Linked DNA regions of Homo sapiens: region 1 is linked to region 2. Evidence: read pairs that join two places in POLR2A ChIA-PET (ENCODE). Cell type or tissue: OCI-LY7. All regions are shown on one strand.

The links. ChIA-PET counts read pairs that join two places held together with the same protein. Peaks named below come from ENCODE experiments on the same cell type or tissue, not always from the same donor. Only the 100,000 strongest peaks of a DNase experiment are listed, where the experiment ranks them.
Region 1: POLR2A ChIA-PET joins it to region 2 with 5 read pairs; 4 of 35 experiments call an interaction of 5 or more read pairs at or near these places.

What each region holds. Positions count from the first base shown.
Region 1 is chr5:173,811,757-173,814,256 of GRCh38, reverse strand. No RefSeq gene overlaps it. Among named protein-coding and RNA genes, the nearest start is that of LINC01485, 22 kb to the right of the region's middle. In OCI-LY7, no CTCF peak of the experiment used is centred here; no DNase peak of the experiment used is centred here.
Region 2 is chr5:173,643,150-173,645,649 of GRCh38, reverse strand. All of the region lies in intron 2 of LINC01863 (long intergenic non-protein coding RNA 1863), which reads right to left. Among named protein-coding and RNA genes, the nearest start is that of LINC01863, 2.0 kb to the right of the region's middle. In OCI-LY7, no CTCF peak of the experiment used is centred here; a DNase peak (open chromatin) is centred at 1,549; H3K4me3 peaks cover 1,207 bases; H3K27ac peaks cover 1,128 bases.

The DNA of each region.
Region 1 (2,500 bases), 170 kb before region 2:
GTCTTCTACCTAGGAATGCAGGTGAAGGAGCTGTGGGGGATAATGAAAAGGGTGGGGCTTCCATCAAATGAAGAAAGGTTTACCTGGCAGAAAAATTTCTCTCCTCTACTTACTGTCTCTTCCAAGTTGAATCTTCTTCCTTTTTTTTCCTGTTAAATTTTTTTTTCTCCTGTTTAAACTGTTATTTTTAGCTTGAGGGTACATGTGCAGGTTTGTTGCATGGGTATATTGCATGATGCTGAGGTTTGGGATACGAATTGTCTCATTAGCCAAGTTGTAAGCATAGGACCCAACAGTTAATTTTTCAGCCTTCGACCCCTCCCTCCTTGCACTATCAAGTAGTCCCCACTGTCTATTGTTCTCATCTTTATCCCCATGAATACCTAACGTTTAGCTCCCACTTATAAGTGAAAACATGCGGTATTTGGTTTTCTGTTTCTGTGTTAATTCCCTTAGGATAATGGCTCCAGCTGCACCCATGTTGCTGCAAAGGACATGATTTCATTCTTTTTATGGCTGTGTAGTACCCCACGGTGTATATGTGCCACATTTTCTTTATCCAGTCCACTGTTGATGGACAGTAGGGTTGATTTTATGTTTTTGCTATTGTGAGAAGTGCTGTGATGAACATGTGAGTGAATGTGTCTTTTTGATAGAATGATTTGTTTCCTTTGGATATATACCCAGTAATGGGATTGCTGGGTCAAATGGTAGTTCTAAGTTCTTTGAGAAATCTCTAAATTGCTTTCCACAATGGCTAAGCTAATTTACATTCCCACCAACAATGTGTAAGCATTCCCTTTTTCCACAGCCTCACCAACATCTGTTGTTTTTTGACTTTTTATTAATAGCCATTCTGACTGGTGTGAGTATCTCATTGTGGTTTAGATTTGCATTTCTCTGATGATTAGTGATGTAGAATATTTTTTTCTGTTTATTGGCCACTTGTATGTCTTCTTTTGAGAAGTGTCTGGTTATGTCTTTTGCCCATTTTTAATGAGGTTGTTTGGTTTTTTTCCTGTTAAATGGTTCAAGTTCCTTGTAGATTCTGGATATCAGCCCTTTGTCAGATGCAAAGTTTGTAAATATTTTCTTCTACTCTGTAGGTTGTCTGTTTCTTCTGTGGATAGCTTCTTTTGCTGTGCAGAAGCTCTTTAGTTTAATTAGGTCCCACTTGTCAAATTGTTGTTTTTGTTGCAATTGCTTTTGAGGACTTAGTCATAAATTATTTCCCAAGACCAATGCCTAGAATGGTATTTCCTGGGTTTTTCCCTAGGATTCTTGTAGTTTGAGGTCTTACATTTAAATCTTTAACCCATCTTGAGTTAATTTTTGTATATAGTGAAAGGTAGTGCTCCAGTTTTATTCTTCTGCATATGGCTAGCCAGCTGTCCCAGCACCATTTATTGAGTAGGAAGTCCTTTTCCCATTGCTTATTTTTGTCAACTTATTCAAGGATCAGATGGCTGTAAGTGTGAGGCTTCTTTTCTAGGTTCTCTATTCTGTTCCATGTGGTCTATGTGTCTGTTTTTGTACCAGTACCATGCTGTTTTGGTTACTGTAGCCTTATAGTATAGTTTGAAGTAGGGTAACGTGATGCCTCTGGCTTTGGTCTTTTTGCTTACGTAGCTCTGTCTATTCAGGTTCTCTTTTGGTTCCGTTTGAATTTTAAAATAATTTTTTCCAATTCTGTGAAAAATGACATTGGTAGTTCAATAAAGATAGCGTTGAATCTGTAGATTGCTTTGGACAGTATGGGCCATTTTAACAATATTGATTCTTTCAATCCACGAGCATGGCTGTTTTTTTTTAATTTGTTTGTGTCATCTATGATTTCTTTCAGCAGTGTTTTGTAGTTCTCCTTGCAGACCTTTCACCTTTTTGGTAAGGTGTATTCTTAGGTATTTTATTTTTTGTATGTGGCTATTTTAAATTAGATTGTGTTCTTGATTTGGCTCTCAGCTTGAACATTATTGGTGTATAGAAATACTACAAATTTTTGTACATTGATTTTAACCTGAAACTTTACTGAAGCCATCAATTAATTTTTAGAAAAATGAAAGCAGATGGGTGAATACTAATTCCTTTGGCAACTGGAGAAAGCACATAAGAGAGAAAGCAGAGGACCCTGAAACATCTCAGGAATTAGAGATATCAGGTGGCTCTGTGGTAGGGTGAGGAGTAGAACTGAAAACAGTAAGAGTCATTAAAGCAAAAGATAGCACCATCAATGTATTACTCCATCCTCACATTGCCATAAAGAAATACCTGAGACTGGGTAATTTATAAAGGAAAGAGGTCGAATTGGCTCATGGTTCTGCAGGCTGTATAGGAAGCATGGTAGCAACTGCTTGGCTTCTGGGGAGGCCTCAGGAAACTTAAAATCATGGCAGAAGGCAAATGGGGAGCCAGCACTTCATGTGGCCGGAGCAGGAGGAAGAAAGAGAAGCCAGGGAGGTGCTACACACTTTTGAAACAACTAGATTTTATGATAACTCAC
Region 2 (2,500 bases):
ACATGCCACAGAGTCAGGCTTCCAGAAAGCCTTGAGCTTTACAAACACAGGGTCTGGGGAATTCCAGACATTCTGAGTGGCCACATGGTCAGCACACCCCGTGTTCCAGCTAGGAAAGCCCTCCAAAGGCTCTCCTGGAATTTGAATTATTTGCCTGTAGGTTGTTTAGAGATTTTCCGTGGAGAATTGGGGTTTTAATTCAGAGATGCCGAGCATACACATTTAAAGTGCCAATAAGCAAAAAGCTAGTTATTGATATGTCAAGAAAAAGTCAGGCAACCCACACAGAAATCTTCAGCTCTAAATTTACAACTGCAGCCAACTTCTGAACTTCGAGTCCTCCTACAAAGCCGAGGTCGGTGGGCCCCCACGCTAGAGAAATGAGCCTGTTTTTTCTGATGCAAGTGTTCTAAAATGGATGGTTCTGATGTTTGCACAACTCTGTGAATAGACTGAAAAGCATTTGCATGTACACCTTAAAAGGGTGAATTGTATGGTATGTGAATGATATCTTAATAAAGCTGTGACCGCATTACATACAAGGGGCACAGAGAGTGTAGAGTAGGGTTTGAATCTCAAACCTCCCACGCACTGGCTGCGGGACCTGGAGCAGGTCACTAACCCTAGATGAGCTTTGCTTCCTCAATCTCTAAAGTGATGATCAAATCATAGTTATGTCTTGGAATCAACATACAGGGGAAATGAGAGCTGTCTGTGACATTGCCTGGCCCATGGAACGCACTCTATGAATGTGTGCCTTACCAAGTCCCTGTTATTGCCAGACATAGGGGACACAGAGATAAATCAGGCTGCACTCCTGCCTTCAAAGAGGAAGCAGCTGTTTGGAAGACAAGTTTGGGAGACAAGCAGTGACATTTTAGGGTCATCAGTGCTGTGATTCAAGGACAAAATCCATGCAGTGGAACCAGAAAATGGAGGGGAGGAGGGCTGGAGGGCTCAGGGAGGACAATGCCACTCCTTGGACCCAGCTTCCCTGACCACCGAGTCTCCACAACCCCATTACTGCCTGTCTATTGCCCTCCTTTGTTTCTCCCCGGCATCACCTGAATGTGTTCTCATTCATTTACTTGGGCGCTCCCTTGATGCCTGTGTCACTCCCACCTAGACTGGCAGCCCCATGAGAGCAGGGACCTTGTCATTCTTGGCCACTGCTGTGTCCCTGGTGGCCAGAATGGTGTCCTGTGCTTAGTAGACACTTGGTATTTGCTGGAGGAAATACAGCATTAAGATGAGGCTTGGAGGGTACCTGGGAACTAGCCAAGTGAAGAAGCCAGAAAGGGCATTGCAGGCTGAGAGCACAGCAGCCAAGCTACCATTGCTGGAGACTGCACAGACTAAGGAGGGGGACAGGAGGGGGATGGCAGGGGATGGAGATGGAGACACAGGGAAGGGCAGCCCCAAGATGAAGCTTGGCTCTCACTCCAGGGCTCTCACCACTACAGAGTTCCCCTTCTCTGTTGGCTCCAGTCTATGAAAAACCCCCACAGATCCTGGTAGGCGTGCTGAGTGCAGCTGGTGCATTTCTATAGCAACCGTCACCATGGCACCAGAGGCCTGGATCCAACTTCCGGCTCTGCTGAAGCCCTGAGCTCCTGTTACCTGCACCCCCTACCCTGAGCATCCTTTATCCCACAAGGTAGAAAGATGTGGCTGGGGTCCTGCCAGGAGAGCTGTGGCCAGGATGCAGGGCACAGGGTCACAGGATTAAACATCACATGTGTTAGGACAGACAAAGTTGCCAAAGGTGGACACAGACTGAATGCTCACTGGTGATTCCAATTTGCATTGCTTTTCTCAGATGGGGGTAGGGGGTTGGATTTGAATATGCAGCGAGGCGTGGAGCAGACTGGCCTCCATGTGGGCTGGCAGGGAGTGGTGGGGGGCTCTGGGTAGGAGGCCTAGGATGTAACCCCAGCCCCAGAGGCCCCCAGACCTGTGGCTTCTCTGAGCTTCACTCTCCCAGTCTATAAAATGGAAAGGGTAAACACTGATACTATCAGCCCGTTTCAGATATCAGAGAAATAAGCACATGCCTTGCACCTTGTAGGTGCTTGATAAATATGCCATGAGTGAATTAATAAGTAATATTAAAAGTAATGTCACCTCTCAGTCAACAAAGCTGTGAGCCCCAGTCCCCTTCTCTCCTCCCCGCTCCACATTCTGTTCAAACCCAATTCTGTTGCATCAGCTTCAGACCCATCTCCTCCTCTCTGCCATGTCCCTGCCTCTCACCTTAGAGGTCAGGTCGCAGAGGAAGCACTGGTTACCAAGTCGCAGACCTGAGTTCTAATCCACCAATATAAGTTGCTGGCCTTGTGACCCTGGGCAAGTTGAGTCACGTGCCTGGGCCCCAGTTGCACAACTGCCTGCTTCTACCGAGATCCCTTTGGTTGAAAGACTCGGAAACCAAACCAGGCTGGCTTAAGCCCAAAGGAAGGATAAGGTGAGGGTTGTGAGATTTAGCAAATAAAAATACAGA